2 separate regions of the Mus musculus genome follow, and region 2 is linked to region 1. Evidence: chromatin loops called from intact Hi-C (ENCODE). Cell type or tissue: gastrocnemius. All regions are shown on one strand. Links, peaks and the distances in the headings refer to the core of each region. The heading gives the core; the rest is flanking DNA. Region 1 has its middle 7.6 kb from the start of Gm32052. Region 2 overlaps Gm31786 (predicted gene, 31786).

Evidence for each region. A loop is a pair of places that touch in the nucleus more often than their neighbours do. Peaks named below come from ENCODE experiments on the same cell type or tissue, not always from the same donor. Only the 100,000 strongest peaks of a DNase experiment are listed, where the experiment ranks them.
Region 2: a loop joins it to region 1, with 7 times the contacts of the local background. A loop is called at or near these places in 23 of 42 quality-filtered maps.

What each region holds. Positions count from the first base shown.
Region 1 is chr8:48,012,940-48,021,274 of GRCm38, reverse strand. No RefSeq gene overlaps it. Among named protein-coding and RNA genes, the nearest start is that of Gm32052, 7.6 kb to the right of the region's middle. In gastrocnemius, for the core only: no CTCF peak of the experiment used is centred there; a DNase peak (open chromatin) is centred at 4,554.
Region 2 is chr8:47,739,860-47,748,194 of GRCm38, reverse strand. It overlaps Gm31786 (predicted gene, 31786), which reads left to right. Exons shown (of 4, transcript NR_166572.1): 4 at 3,078-3,488. Among named protein-coding and RNA genes, the nearest start is that of Gm31786, 6.2 kb to the left of the region's middle. In gastrocnemius, for the core only: a CTCF peak has its summit at 4,592 (motif pointing left); a DNase peak (open chromatin) is centred at 4,575; H3K27ac peaks cover 395 bases.

The DNA of each region.
Region 1 (8,335 bases), core at 100-8,099:
CCAAAAATAGCCATCACATATAGTAAACTTTTTTTTGGTCAGTTACAAGAAATGACAGGTTCTTTGTTTTTTGGTTTTTTGTTTGGTTTGGTTTTGGGATTTGTTTTTTTTTTTTTGTTTTGTTTTTTGTTTGTTTGTTTGGTTGGTTGGTTTTGGTTTTTTCGAGACAGGGTCTCTCTGTATAGCTCTGGCTGTCCTGGAACTCACTCTGTAGACCAGGCTGGCCTCGAACTCAGAAATCTGCCTGCCTCTGCCTCCCAAGTGCTGGGATTAAAGGAGTGAGCCCACCACACCCGGCAGAAATGACAGGTTTTTGTTTTTTTTTTTAATCTTAAAAAAAAAAAAAAAATCTTCTCTTAAGGTGGGCGTGGTGATCACACCTGTTATTCCAACTTCTGGGGAGGCTGGGACACAAAGATCTTAAGTTTAAGGACACCCACACCTCATAATGAGATGCTGTCTCCAGAAAGAAGAAAGGAGCAGAGAGATGGATCAGTAGAGAAAGTACTGGCTTTGCAAACATGAAGACCGTAATCCAAACCTGAGCACCCATATAAAAACCAGCAACAATGGTGCTTTCTTGTGAAAAATTCTTTCCTTTCTCACACTTTCTGTCCGTGGCTGCAGTTAGTATTTTGTGGCTGTGCTCTTGCCTGCATGCTGCTACAAGACTATATTTTCATGAGTATTGTTCCTTGTTTATCACTGACTTTCTTTTTTTTTTCCTTAAAGATTTATTTATTTATCTTATGTATCCTAATACACCATTGCTCTCTTCAGACACACCAGAAAAAGGCATCGGATCCCATTACAGATGGTTGTGAGCCACCATGTGGTTGCTGGGGATTGAACTCAGGACCTCTGGAAGAGCAGTCAGTCAGTACCCTTAACTGCTGAGCCATCTCTCCAGCCCACCCCCTGATTTTCTTATCCCTGATAATAATTTTTGCCTTTGACTCTTAGGTTTTTCAGTAGTGGCGTGGCCCACAAGTTTTGTTTGTTCATAGTTTCTCTTTTGGTTGTTGTTTCCATCTTTATTTTTAAGATTTTTGTTTGTTTGTTTGTTTGATTACTACATGCTATAAGAACACAGCAAGAACTCTTTTAAACATACAATTCTTAACTGAAAACATATTCACTTATATTTTAGATATTTTATTTTAATTTTTAAAATTTTCTGTGTGGGGCTGGAGGGATGGCTCAATAGTTAAGAGCACTGGCTGCTCTTCCAGAGGCCCTGGGTTCAGTTCTCTACAGTCACACAGTCACAGGGCTACACACAAACATCTGTAACTCCAGTCTGCAGGGAGCTGAGAACTAACTTCCTCTTCTGGCCTCTGAGGGTACCACCCGTGCGCATGCACACACACCCAAGAACCACAAACATGCAAATAACATATATTTTAAAACAGCATTATATATGTGTGTATGCATGTGTGTATGTGTGTATGCATGTGTGTGTGTATGTGTGTATGTGTATATGTGTATGTGTATCCATGTGTGTATGTGTATGTGTGTGCATTTGTGAATGTGTATGTGTGAGTGCATTTGTGTGTGTGTGCATGCATGTGTGTGCATGTGTATAGGTGTATGTGTGTGCATGTATGTGTATATGTGTATGCATGTGTGCATGTGTGTGCATGTATGTGCATGTATGTACATATATGTGTGCATGTGTGTGTATGTGTGTAAGTGTATGTGTGTGTATGTGTATTTGTGACACATGTGAGAACGCAAACACAACTATGAAGGTCAGATAATGACGTCCAGGAGGTCCACTCTTGCCTTCCATTTTATCTTTGAGGCAAGCAAATCTCTTGGTTTTACTGCTATACCAGCCTAGCTTGCTTGCAAAGTTCCAGGTCCTTTCCATCTCCTGCATGCAGCTTTTTACTCAGGTGCTGGGGGTCCAAGTTCAGGCAGTTGTGGCACGTGCTTTCACCCCGAGGTCCTTCGCTTGTGCTTGTTTGAACGACTAAGACACTGGGTTCACTTTGAGTATAGTGCGTTTGTTAGACGCCTGTGGGTTTCTTTGCTCCTAATTCTCCTTCCAGTTCTCCTGCTAAATCATCGAGGCAGTGGGGACGTGGGGGGATGGCGTCTGGGGGGGTGGCATCCCTCCCTTCTATTTTCCACTTACTTTAAAGTTGTAGGTTTACTTTCATTCATTTAGGAGCTACCCTTAAATGGTCACGATGTGTCTGTGACCTACAACAGAAAGTCAGTAAACATCCTGACCCCATTCCCAGATATGGCCAGGATGTAAGAATATATTTTAAAGCCATCATAATGTATGTCCTCCTTACCATCATCACCATCACCACCACTATCATCATCATTACCATCATTATGGACGGTCCTCTTCACATTTAATTCAAACACTCTTCTTTACTTTTTGTTGTTGCTGTTGTTGGTTTGTTTTGTTTTGTTTTGTTTTGTTTGTAACTTGGTCTTTCCGAGTGAGTATAGTTTTCTTCTCCAGGGAGAAGTGATTTTCTTGGTGATGGTATCTTTGGCTGTTAAAAGCTAAAGTGTAGAAATGTGATTGGTAATTGGTATACCAATTACCAATGGTGTACCGATGGTACACACACTTAGTTCCAGCACTGGGGAGGCAGAGGCAGGTGGATCTCTGTGAGTTCCAGGCCAGCCTGGTCTAGAAAGAATTCCAGGACAATTGAACTATGTAGAGAGACTCTGCCCTAAAGGAAAAAAAAAAAAAAAAAAAAAAAAAAAAGGAGGAAAGAAGGAGGGAGAAAGGAAGAAAGGAAAATGACCACAGTGAGTGCTGGTTTGTATATGCTTGGCCCAGGGCGTGGCACTATTAGAAGGTGTGGCCCTGTTGGAGTAGGTGTGTCACTGTGTGTATGGGCTTTAAGACCTACATCCTAGCTGCTTGGAAGCCAGTATTCCACTAGCAGCCTTCAGATGAAGATGTAGAACTCTCAGCTCCTCTTGCACCATGCCTGCCTGGATGCTGCCATGCTCCTTCCTGCCTTGATGATAATGGGCTGAACCTCTGAACCTGTAAGCCAGCCCCAGTTAAATAGTGTCCTTTATAAGTGCTGCCTTGGTCATGGTGTCTGTTCACAGCAGTAAAACACTAACCAAGACACCCACCGTAGTTTCTATAGAAGACAAGTTGACGCTGGCATGTCTATATCAAAATCATAATTGCACAATTGCACACACCCTTTGTCTGAGCCACCCGCCAAAAACTCTGGAGATTTCTGGGAAGGTAACACGATCCACGGCATGATTAGTCCTGACGGTTGTTCATTTTGCTTGCAAGTAAAAACATTTTGCCCTTGAAGCAAACAGAACTCCGGTTTCCTCTTCTACTTATTTACATTTTAATTTTATGTGTATAAGTGTTTTGCTTACATGTTTATTGCACGAGAATGCCTGGTACCCAGGGAAGCTGGGAAGGGGTGTTGGATCCCCTAGAACTGGAGGTACAGAAGGCTGTGAGCCTCCATGTGGGTGCTGGGAATTGAACCTATGTCCTCTGGAAGAGCAGTCAGTGCTCTTAACCATTGAGCCATCTCTCCAGCCCTGCAAACGGAATTCTGAATCTGTGAAGTCCCTCTTGGTTTCTGTGGTTGTGCTTGTGGCCTCTTTGGAGTTTTATAACCACCATTGCCTGGCAATGTTCTGCACTCGCATCCCATTTTAAGCGCATTGAAGAAAAAAAATCATGTTATTTAAAGTGCATGATAAATTACTCTGTGGAGTAGCAAATACTTTTTGATTAGAAACAAAACAGCCTTCGATTTATCTGCTTTTCAGCTGCAGAAAATGGCCATGGTGAAGTAGCCCACAGTTCCAAAGCTTTTAAGCTATTTGTTCAAATTCAAAATAAATTCTTCCTAAAAACAGTTTTATTAGTAATGATTATATTTGCAAACACCCCTAAGAAGGCTGATTCAATCCACAGTGAGTTGAAGTGATTTGAATATTTATGATAAAAGTAGTAAGAAGCAACATTTATTATTTCTAGAAAATTGAAAATGGAGGAGACGGGTCGGTCCTTTTTCCTCTATGTCTGCGCCTCATTAAAAAAAAAAATGAGTGGGAGACACACAAAGAGCTAGGTACAAAGACAAAGAAGGAGATTTGGGGAGAACGCTATCTGGAGCCTTCTGAGGACTTTAGAAGTTCGCAAAAGAAAATTTTTTTTAAATTTATCTGAAGGAATGCTGGACAACATAACACTCGTGCTTTAAAGTCGTGGTTAGTGTCACCGATGGTTCAAGAAAGGAATCTCCGAAAGAAGAAGCTGAACTGGGGAGGAGCCCAAGGATGGAGAGAGAAAGCTCAGAAGATCTTACGGGTTCCAAGAACGCAACTGTGTGGAATTAAACAGACTTAATTTCGAACAGTAAAACAAAGAAAGGTCGAAGGGATCCATACCTGTCCCCCAGAGTGATTGTCACATCCCCCTGGCCTTCCTAGAAATTCAATAAGAGTTCACTACCCAGAGTAGAACCCAGCCGAACTCTAGGTAGGATGCTCCAGCGTGTTTGGGGGGCAGATGTTAGTTACCCATTTTGACCACCAGGTGGCAGCAGCAACTCATGGCCCCTTGGTTGTCCCAACAAAAACCTGGGCATGCGGAAGTAGCTACATGTAGCTCAGAACATAAAGATTCATATGGCTTTTCTCTAATCAGGTGAAGTACGGCTGAAGCAATCTCGTTAACAGAATTCTGTTTCCAATGTAGTCTCTGCATATTGCCCCCCAAACACATTTCTACAATGAAGCTAAGCACACATGGAATCGGGTCGATCAGCTCCTTAACTAACCTGATAACCTCTATTTGATCTCCCAGGCCTCCATGGCGGACAGACCCAACTTCTGAAAGCTGTCCTCTGACCTCCACAAACGCTGTGTGTGTACACATGTACACACACGCACACCCGTGAACACACAAATACATATGTACAAATTTTTTATTAAAAAAAAAAAAACACATGTGCCGGGCAGTGGTCGCGCACGCCTTTAATCCCAGCACTCAGGAGGCAGAGGCAGGCAGATTTCTGAGTTCGAGGCCAGCCTGGTCTACAAAGTGAGTTCCAGGACAGTCAGGGCTACACAGAGAAACCCTGTCTCAAAAAGCCAAAAACAAAAAACAAACAAACAAACAAAAAAACATGCAATGGGTAATCTGTCAACAGTTTTGATGGTCGACGTTCAGGAACAACTATGGCTACACCATGACACCTTTTTAATTGTAGCCTTGAATTGACCTATTTCCCCAAATACAATTATTAGATGTTTCATTTTTTCAGGCTTAGTCATATATGGATATGCCTCTGGGTATAAATTTTTTTTTAAATCATGTAAAAATGATTAAAAACTATATTTACAGCTCCCAAAGGAGCCCTTTCTCAAAAACCTTCCTCCTAGTCCATGCTGAGAGATGGCACCAAAATAGCTTGAAAGTTGAAAGTAAATAATCAGAAAGTAAAACAAATTGTTCTTCTCCTCTTTTTTTTTTTTTTTTTTTTTTTTTTCGGTTTTTCAAGACAGGGTTTCTCTGTGTATCCTGGAACTCACTCTGTAGACCAGGCTGGCCTCGAACTCAGAAATCTGCCTGCCTCTGCCTCCTAAGTGCTGGGATTAAAGGCACGCACCACTGCTGCCTGGTAAAACAAATAGGTTTTTTTTTTTTCTTTTTCTTTTTCTTTTGAGACAGGGTTTCTCTGTGTAGCCCTGGCTGTCCTGGAACTCACTTTGTAGACCAGGCTGACCTCGAACTCAGAAATTCTCCTGCCTCTGCCTCCTGAGTGCTAGGATTAAAGGCGTGCGTTCTTAAGACTTGTTAATGGAGACTGACAGAAGCCATGAGAAAGACAAGAAACCTGGGAAATAGACTGTGGTTTTCTCTGTTGTAGTCTGGGGGATCAAACACATGGCCTCACACAGGACTAGGCTCCAACACCTGAGCCCTGCGTGTGTGGCTTTTTTTTTTTTTTTTTAAGACAGAATATTGACATTCAGGCCCAGGTCATTGGCCGTACAGAACTTGCATTTGATTGCAGTGGATGAAGTCTTACACTTCTGCTGGTTTCCAGAGTGATCCTTGACATGAACCATTAGAAACCGCTGGAGAGGGTATGGCAGCCTCGAAGTTCTAAGCCAAGGTGTATAAGGGTTGAAGACATCCAAATGACTGAGCTAACTCCACAGTCATTGTGTAACAGGGACTAAGAATGCATGGAGGTAAGATCTGTCTCTGGGCAGGACATGGTGACAAATGCTTTTAATGCCTGCACTCAGCGCGCAGAAGCAGGCAGATCTTTGTGAGCTCAAAACCAGCCTGGTCTCTATCGTGAGTTCCAGGCTAGCCAGGGCTACCAAGTGAGACCCAGCCTCAAAACAAAACTGTGGAAAAATAGCTGACTTAGTTTGGGTTTTATTGCTGTAAAGAGACACCATGACCCCAGCAACTTTTATAAGGAAACATTTCACTGGGGCTGGCTTACAGTTCAGAGGTTCCGTCATGGTTATCTTCATGGCAGGGGGGCATGTCAGCACACAGGCAGACATGGTGCTGGCTGGCGAGGTAGCTGGGAGTTCTGCATCTGGATGGGCAGGCAGCAGGAAAAGACAGTGAACTTCTGAAACTTCAAAGCTCACCCCCAGTGACAACACACCTACTCCAGCAAGGCCATGCCCACTCCAGCAAGGCCACGCCTACTCCAGCAAGGCCATTCACCCTAATCCTTTCCAATCACGCCATTCCTTATGAGTCATTTTCATTCGAACGCACCACAATAGCATTTGTGCAGAAACTCAGAATTGCCTTCATTTTATTTCCCATGTGGATACAATTTGGAAGGGCATCTTGTCACTTACAAAAGACAAGGACCTTTGCAGAATAAACGATTACTATTGGCAGTGTCAACCACGCCAATGGTTTTTGAAATTGTCCTTCATGGAAACAACATAAAGAGTTGGTTTTGTGTGTGTGTGTGTGTGTCCATGCGTGAGTGTGGATATATGTGTCCATGTGTATGTTTTACTTGAATGAGTGTTTTGCCTGCGTGCATGTATGGTGCTCTGGGAGACTGCTAGAGAGCATCAGATCCCCTACAATTGGTTGTGAGCCACCATGTGCGTCCTGGGAACTGAACCCCAGTCCTCTGCAAGAGCAGCAAACGCTCCTAACTGCTGAGCCATATGTCCGTTGTTTGACTCTTTTGTTCTAAATACCCCGCAAAACTGAAAAGGAGTGGCGTGTAACAGATCAGAGGAGCCTTGAAGCATTCGTACTGGAAACAATTCCAGTCTGCGATTGTTAAATTAGCCAAGGAGTGACACAGAAGTTCAGAGAAGAAAATATTACAACTTGTGCTTTAACGAAACTGTCCTTAATGGTGGAGATTGAAAACCAAAGAGAAAGTAGGTCATAACTGTAGAATATAGGGCACGCCGTGCTGAGTTCTGGATCCACACGGTATCTGAAAATGGGGAAAGGTAGAAATTGAGAACTAAAAGACAAAATTTAAAAATGAGGTATAGTATTTGGGGATAAGAGGAGATGGGGGAGGGGCATGAATGATTATTGAATTTCATAACTCTGGTCACTAAGAAAATAATAACCGTTAAAAGAGTAGGGGGAAAAAACACATTAGAAATATGACGGATTGGACTCTGAGTTGGCTGTTGTGTGCCAACCCTGGGGTTGGACTCAGGCCTTCACGCATGCGCGTTAATGGGAGCTATGTTGAAGTGATTTAAAAAAAAAAAAAAGAGTCTAACAAGTTGATGCAAAGTCTACATGCAGATTTCAAGAAGAGTGAAACCAGAGCTACAGGTTTGGGATTCTTTGGCACAGAAGTGGCAATGGGAAATAGTCCATACAGAAAGAAAAAAAGAAGGGAGGGCGGAGAAAGAGCCTAGGGGCCCCGAGGCCCCGCCCACCCCCGACTCCACCTAATCTCATCTGACTTCTGTGTTCAACCCAGCAGCTCCTAGTTAGTATTTAGACAGAAGAGCCTATAAAAACACTTGGATTCTGGCTCAGAAAGTGGCAAAAGGATCAGAGAGACAGTCTGAGAAAAGAACAGAGACAGGAAAAAAAAAAATTAAAAGTATCCAAGGATGAATTTCACGCTTGCAAGGTGTGAGTTCGGCCAAGTCGCCATAACGAAACACCAAAACACGAGTTAATAAACAGAAGTTTTCTGTCTCAGCATTCTAGAGATAGAAATCACCATCAAGGTTGTCTTCTTTCTTTCTTTCTTTCTTTCTTTCTTTCTTTCTTTCTTTCTTTCTTCCTTTCTTTCTTTCTCTTAATTAAATAATGTTTTGTTTTGTTTTTTTAATC
Region 2 (8,335 bases), core at 278-8,277, 270 kb after region 1:
TATCCGAGGAGGACAGAAGAGGGTGTTGGATCCCTCTGGAGCTGGAGTTATAGATAGTTGTGAGTTGCTCAACCTCAGTGGTAAGAATGGAATTCGGGGCCTCTGAGGGAGTAATGAGCACTGCTGAGCCATCTCTTCAGCCCCTAACCCCTACCATTTATTAATAATATTAATAATAATGATTAGTATTTATTTTCTTTATTTACATTTCAAATGTTATCCCCTTTCCTGGTTTCCCCTCCAAAAACCCCCTATTCCCTCTCCCCTCCCCCTGCTCACCAACCCTTCCACTCCTGCTTCCTGGCCCTGGCAATCCCCTACATTGGGGCATAGAGCCTTCACAGGACCAAGGGCCTCTCCTTCCATTGATGACTGACTAGGCCATCCCATTTAGGTTTTGACAATGAAACTAAGGAGTGACTTTCAAAAGGTTTTGACAGAAGAGTCTGGCACTTCCAGAGGACCTGGTTTGATTCCTGGAACCTACATGGTGGCTCACAAACATCTGTAACTTGAGTTCTGGAGGGCTGATGCCCTCTTCTGGCCTCCATAGGAACCAGGTACACAAAAGGTAGAGAAAATACACACAGGTAAAATACCAATACAGGTAAAAATGGAATAAAAATAGTTTAAATTGCCCGGCAGTGGTGGCGCATGCCTTTAATCCCAGCACTTGGGAGTCAGAAGCAGGCAGATCTCTGAGTTCAAGGCCAGCCTGGTCTACAGAGTGAGTTCCAGGACAACCACGGCTACACAGAAAAACCCTGTCTTGGAAAAAAAAATAATAATTTAAATTTAAAAAGAAATATCATCTTTTAAAAAACTGCAGCAGACAAGAGAACCCTGGTCAATGGAACCCCAAAGTCTGTGGAGACTGATAAAATATCCAGCGGAGATGTTCCAAGAAGACTGATGTACAAACTGGCCAGACCCTTTACAAAGGCGTGTGGTAAGTTCTTGAAAAAAGTGAAATCCTGCCGGGCGGTGGTGGCGCATGCCTTTAACCCCAGAATTTAGGAGGCAGAGGCAGGCGGATTTCTGAGTTCGAGGCCAGCCTGGTCTACAGAGTGAGTTCCAGGACAGCCAGGGCTACACAGAAGAACCCTGTCTCGAAAAACAAAAACAACAAAAAACAAAAAGCAAAAAAACAAAAAAACAAAAAAAAAACCCACAACAACAGCAACAACAAAAAAAAAAGAAGCGAAATCCTGAAGGGATGATTCCTGTTTCCCAAGGTGGGTTGACATTCTGGAGTCTTTTGTCACTCCAAGGGAAAGTGCTTGGACCTGGGCGTCCACTTTATTCACTGCAATTGACAAACTCCCTGCAGGAGAAAGTCATGTGGAACTCCAGGGTTGAGGAGAGTGAAGGAGTGTGTGTGTGCTTTAGGAAAATTAATGCAATGCTTGCAAAAGAAAGATTATATCTGGGAGACATACCTAATGGGTGTAATTGCCACAGTGACTGAGTTACTTGGTCTCCCCTGGTCTCAGTCCTTGGTACACTTCTGTCCTTTGTCGCCTATATCGTTGGAAAGAATCGCTTCACTGACTGCACAATACTCTCTCCTTTAGTACATAGCTATGAAAAGTATGGTGTCACTCAAGGTCACAAGCTCAAATTGGTCGGAGTCCGCAAAGAGACGGGAGTCATTACCTCGTTTGGTTGCTTAGCAGGGTTGAGCCAGCAAATTAGCCACTTCCACGGAAGTTCTGCTGTACTGGCGTCCTACCCTAGTTAGCATCTCATCTCGCTTCTTGATCACCAGCCTCAGAGAGAAATGCCTGCCAGGACCTCGTGACCATGAATGTGCTGCCTTTGAAACAAATCAAAACAACCAAACCATTCCAATGACGATAATAATAACAACCCACCTGCAACAGTAACTGAAGAGGCAAGAATGCATCCTAGGCCTTGAAAGGTCAGCTGCTGTGGGCCCCGGGGGGTGGGGGTGGGGGGTGGGGGGGCTCACACGTGCATGCAACTATGGGCTCCAGCATTTCTGATCATTGTTGTCCCTTAACTCAACCGTTCGTTTGTCCCTCAAAGGGGAGTGTCAGGTTGCTTTAAAACGCCAGCATTGGCTGTTTCCAACCTCCTGGAAAGGGCGATGAATCAAATTACTGACAGCCATTCTTTTTCCTGCGAGCTTGGCTTTGGCTAAAGAGGAAAAGTCTTAAGACTGGGGTAGAATAATAAAGAACATAAGGCCATGGTCATAACCTTGTGTGCTCCACTTTGGGGACTGCTATCCCCACCCCCTGAGTCCCAGCTTAAAAAGACAAGGGCCAATAGTAATGAAGAAAGTGAGGGCACTGTTTGAAACATAACCTACAATTTTCTTTTAATTGAGATAGGGTCTCACTATAACCCTGGATGGCCTGGAACTCGCTTTGTAGATCAGGCTGAACTTCAGCTCACAGAGATCCCCCTGCCTCTGCCTCCTGAACACTGATATTAAATGTGTATGACACCACACATGGCCTCCTTTCTTGATTAAACAACTTAGAACGTGTTACTGAGGGCTGGAGAGATGGCTCAGCGGTTAAGAGCACTGACTGCCTTCTGAAGATCCTGAGTTCAAATCCCAGCAATCACATGGTGGCTCACAACTATCCGCAATGAGATCTGATGCCTTCTTCTGGTGTGTCTGAAGACAATAAATCTTTAAATAATAATAATAGTAATAATAATAATAATAATAATAATAATAAAGAATTGTTACTGAGCCAACCAATTTGTAGAGCAAATTAAAAACAAATCAAATTCCCAGTTAGACATGCTCAAAGCCTGGCACAATAATATTTACACCTTTATTCCCAGCACTTGGAAAGCAGAGGCAGGTGAGTTCAAGACTAGCCTGGTCTACATAGACAGTATGTAATGCCAGTCTCCACACATGGACAGTTCCAGCTCCCCCGACCACATTCTGCGCTGTCTAACACACACCACCAACAACACCAACACCAACAAAAACCCATTACCTCCATCACCAATACTACCATCACCACCACCACCACCACGAACAACAACAATAACAACAAAAGCCTGATAATTTATCTTTCTTGTCTCTTCAGAGTCTTTCTTGGGCCCTATCTCCTAGTAAGGAAGCCCAGGCAGATCATAAAAAGTCACATGGAGAAGAATCAGGGGCCCTTCCCCTGACTGAGCTCTTAGTCGGCAGCTAATTGCACTTCTCTGGCCGTATGAGTGACTCATCGTGAAGCAGGTCTTGGTGCTCCAGTGCAGCTGCCGAAGATGGTCTCTCGGGAACAGTTACGGATCTCCCACGTACCAGATCCCTGTTCAAACTTCCCAACTCGTGTGAGGTGGCACATTTGCAGACCCAGTAGTGAGGAAGCTGAGGCAGGAGAAGAAAGAATTCAAGGCCAACCTAACCGACAGTGAGAGCTCCAGACCACCCAGGGAGATGTAGTGGGAGCACCTGTCTCAAACAAATACAAAGTAACAAACAACAACAACAAAAATCTTTCTTGTTTTAAGGTGTTTGTTATTTTGTTACAGTGACTAATGCCTAAACACAATCTTCCCTCCTGCAACCTCTCTCTGCATCCTTTTTTTTTTTTTTACCTCGGGGGCCTATTCAATACTCAAGATACTTGGCCAAGGTTGCCCTCAGTTAATGTGTAAATGTAGATAGAAATGTAGAACTCTGGTTCTGCTTAGAATTTAGGCTCAAGCCATGTTGTGGGTGGGGCCTCTGAAGCTGCTTTTTACAGCTACTGCAATGCTTGGTGGGAAATGTAGCTCACAGTAACCCCCCAAAAGAGTTCCGGGTTGTTCGAGGGATATGAGCGTCACAAGAACCAAGGACAGAACTCTACCATCAGATCCAGTGTGAGAGAGAAGCCACTGTAGAAAGTGGGCAAAAGCAATCTCCGGGGTTGACCACTGGGCGGTGGGGTTCAGAGATGCTGCAGTGACAGACACCAAAGCAGTGAATCGGAGTAGACAAAAGGAAAACTGGGAGTGCCACAGTTTGTTGGGAAGGGAAGGAAGACAGACCATGAGTAGTCGAAGGAGGAGGTGAGGTTAGGGAAGGAACTTGTAGATTAGTTTGGTCTTAAAGATGAGACATTGCCAAACCAGTGTTGTTCAAATGATCCCTGAGGAGGCAGTGGAGTGCACTCGGGATGCAGGGAGATGATGGGGTGTGAGAACTACACAGGAGGAAGAAACGAAAACGGAAAGGAGAGAGAAGGAGTAAATTGAAAACTATGCCACTAGCTTTTACAGGGAGGACAGCAAACTGGATGGCACATAGGCAGACCACTTGAATGAAGATGCATTCTGTCCATTCTTAATTCAAACGGTCTTCTATACTCCGATAAAAAGCGTTTTCCAAATAAAATCATCTCTTTTTCTAAGCACACTTTGTCCTTATTTATATGACAGAATAAAAAAAATTAAACAAAACATGGGCCATCCATATGAAAAGTGGAGTCTAGCGGGATCTGACTATCCAGGTATGCTTGTGCCTGCACAACCAAGGCGCCCTGGAAGAAAATGGAAAGCAACAGCCTTCCAGGCAATCCCGGTTCCTCCAGCGCCACCCAGTGGCCACAGTGGAGAATGTCAGGAGCGCGCCGCAGACCTGGAGAACGGAGCTCAAAGCCTATAAAACAAGCCTTTGTGTTGAGAAGGTGCTTTTCCTGCCAAATCAAGTCACCGTGTGTTACAAATCCTGGAAGAGCAATCCGGAGGAACAAAGCCCTGATTTTTTTTAAAGCGAGTGTGGAAACCAAACCCTACTTCCTTCCTGAAGGATTAGGGCGTATTGAGGTTGATGGAGTTGGTCATCTTGTTTCAAGGATGACCTGCTGGCATCGCTACCTGGGCCCGGAGAGAGGGAAAATATTTAAGCTCTCCGGGGAGTTTATCAAAGGTTTTTCTGTTCGGGTTACTAAACGGTTACAAAGGGCTCTCTATGGCTGTTTTGCTCTATGCCCCACCACCACCACCACCGTTCTTGCTTAAAGTTTGTTAATAACACTGAACCTGACTCTCTTGCCTGCATAGCTAAGGGCAAATGGGCTTGTGAGCCAGAATGAATGGCACCTTAGATGTCCTTGTGTGCCTCCCTGCGGCAAAACGGCTTCTCAGTACCCTAGGAGGCAGGGGGGAGGGGTTGCAAGGAAACACACTAAATTGTGCTCTATTGCCCACAGGACACATGGTGAAGCACAAATATTTTAGACCTATGGGTCTTAGCTACTTTTCTACTGCTGTGATAAAATACCATGTCCAAGGCAACTTATAAGAAAGGCTTTTTAGTTAGGCTCATGAGTCCAGAGACTTAGAGCCCATGATGGCGGAATAAAGACATAGAGGCGGGAACAGTGGAGAGAGTTCACATCTCCAAGCGACAAGCAGGAGGCAGGGGGAACACTGGGAAAGACAAGAGTCTTTTAAACCTTAAAGCTCACCCCCTGCACCACGCTAAACTTCCTGCAACAAAGCCACACCTCCTAATCTTTCCCAAACAGCCACCAGTTGGAGATCAAGTATTCACACATAGGAACCTACAGAGGCCATTCGTATTCAAATCTCAACAGTGTGCGTGAGTGTTTGGCCCGCACGTATGTATATGTACCATGTACATGTCTGATGCCAAGAGAGGCAATGGATACCCTGTAGCTAAAGCCACCATGTGGTGCTATGCAAGAACAACAGGTGCTCTTAAAACACTGAGCCATCTCTCTAGTCCCAGATGATCGTGTTTCTAATGAGATACTATATATTTGGTGGTGATGAATTTTACCTTACGATACAGAGTGTTTTTTAAAATGCCATACTGTGAATTGTATATTAAATCAACATGCCTGTGTGGTAAGAAACTGAAGCCATTCTGTTTGAGGGTCTCCTGCCTGACTCGGGGGGGTTGCGGTTCTATTTATCTAAGAGCCAACACGGAGCCTTTAACCCGAGCCCATCAGTTGCTGCCCAGATCCATGCCTGCTCCAGACAGTCTGATCCCTAAGGACAGTCTGTTCCCCTGAGTGTGAGACCCTGTCTCATGGGGAGACCCTTGCAGCCTTTCTCCACCCCTAGGGGGCTTGGTGGCCTCAGTGGGACAGCACTTTACTATATGACTTCTCTATGCCTCTACTCTGTCGCCCGGGAGGAGCTCGGTGAGTCTGGTGGTACAGAGACCTCACACGGTGAAGGTTCTTTCTTGCACCCCTAGGAAAGCTCTCCCACGACCCTCAACATCATCCAAGACAGATGAACTGCTGGAATGATAACGGGTTCTCGCATACCTATTTCCTAAGAAGGAAATATTCTCCCCTAGAGAAAAGGGAGAGGGGCTCAAAAAACACACAAGGAAGTAACAAGACCCAGGAGCTTCCACCCTAAGGGTTACACAAACAGCACACAATTGGGGCAGGGGAAGCTCTGCTGGAATTGCCTACCAGGAACACAGAGGACTCCTAGAATGTGACTCTCATAAGTCGTCCTATGCCTATGCTAGGCTAGGGTAAGAATTTTAGGGATGTAGCTACCTGAGTCACTGAGAATCCCAATAAATGCATTGGCTCACTACACTAGACTCGGATGGAGCCATTTCATTGGAATGTCATCTGTGCCATATCTGGACTCAATAGATGGTATTAACGTCTCTCCACAGGGAGGAAGGGGCAGCAACAGGACACTCACATGATGTCCCCCAGAAGGTCTGGTGAAACTGGAACACATGTACAAAGGAAGCAGCATACGCGGCCATCAGTATCTTCATGCCTGTGGATGGGTTGGAAGACACATAAAACTTTTCCAATAGCAATGTGCCATGACTTTGGGTGTGGCCCACGGGAGGTGTTTCTTTATGCATCCCCGGTCTAGTCAGTGAGGACAGCTTTCGGCCTCAAACCACGGAAGGATTTCAGTTGTGCTTGACGGGTGTCTAATCTCTGTCAAAGACATCCTCTGGAATCACTCCTCAGCTCTTAACATGTCTGTCTTCTGCACTCACCTTCCTCGGGACCCTCTTACCTCCCCCTCATGCCCTCTTGTTCTCCTCCTCTTCTGTCTACCTGCTCTCCTCACTGGCTTCTCTCCCCACCCCCTTGCTCCCCCTCTATGTTGCTCCTCTGAAAAGAGTGGGTGCCTTAGGAGAAAACTGGTGTTTGATGAAGGCAAGCCCTCAGTCCTTACACAGCCTTCTGAGCCAAGTGCTGCCATTTTCCTATAAGAAAACAGAGGCTGGGCAATGTGTCCAGTTTTGGGTACAAGTTCACACAGCTAAGAGGATACAGAACCAGACACCTACCGTGATGCCAGGATGACTTTAAAGTCCAAGCCTACCCCCTTTAAAGTTTCTACCCTACCCCTGCTGCCTCCCACAAAGGGACTTTTCCTCTGCTGGGGCTGGGTGGAAGCAAAGAGGAACTCAGCTGCCTCTGAAGAGTATCCAGGCCATGAGGAAAATGCTGGCTGAAGAAAGCTGGTAGCTGCTAAGGGTAAGTGTGAAGCAGTGAGGGCTGTGACTTCTGGAAATTCCACAAACTCCAAGGGTTGAGGCAGCCTGAAATCCAAAGGCAGCACCCTTCCCAGAGCGGGGACATCCAGGGCAGTTGAGTGGTACTTTCCCTGGGTTACGAACATACGGCTGCATTAGATTGGACTCGATGATAGAAACATAAGCAATACTAAGTTTCTTACTAGCTTGTAAAGGATTTTCCCAATTTCTACTTTTCAGGCAGGAAATCCTTCATAGGAATCACAGTTCCTGTTACTTAGTATTTTGCATACCCACCAAGGGACCACGAGATGACAAGAGGGAACAAAAATCTAGCACCAGCAAGGAACATCTAGAAATTTCATCACACCTCTCGGCCTCCGAGACTCTTATAAATATTAATTTAACTTGCGGCATAATTGGTAATAAAATTCTCTTTGTATCAAGGAAGTGGTAAAACTTAATAGGCTGGAAGCCTGCATAATTCCTGGGTGGATTTACTGCAGGCGTGTAGCCCTCTAATTGTATTGTGGAGGCTGATTTACTGTGCCACGTCTGCCAACCAGAATGGCACTGATTAATGGCTCGAGTGGCATTGCCAATGGCCATAAGCAGCCTGGCAAAAAGTAAGCATCATCATAAGAGGATAAAAACTTAGTTTCTTTTGAAGCTCAGTACTTAGTTTAACCATGCACTCATTCAGTCTACCTGAGATCTCCAGGCACCTTCTTGTGAGATCTAATAGCCAGTCATCAATCTGACTTGACATCACCCTTGACCATCAGCATTAGATCTGTTTATTACCCTCTTCCTTGAGATTGTCGTCTTTCTGCTTCCAGGATACTGTGTTGTTTCTGC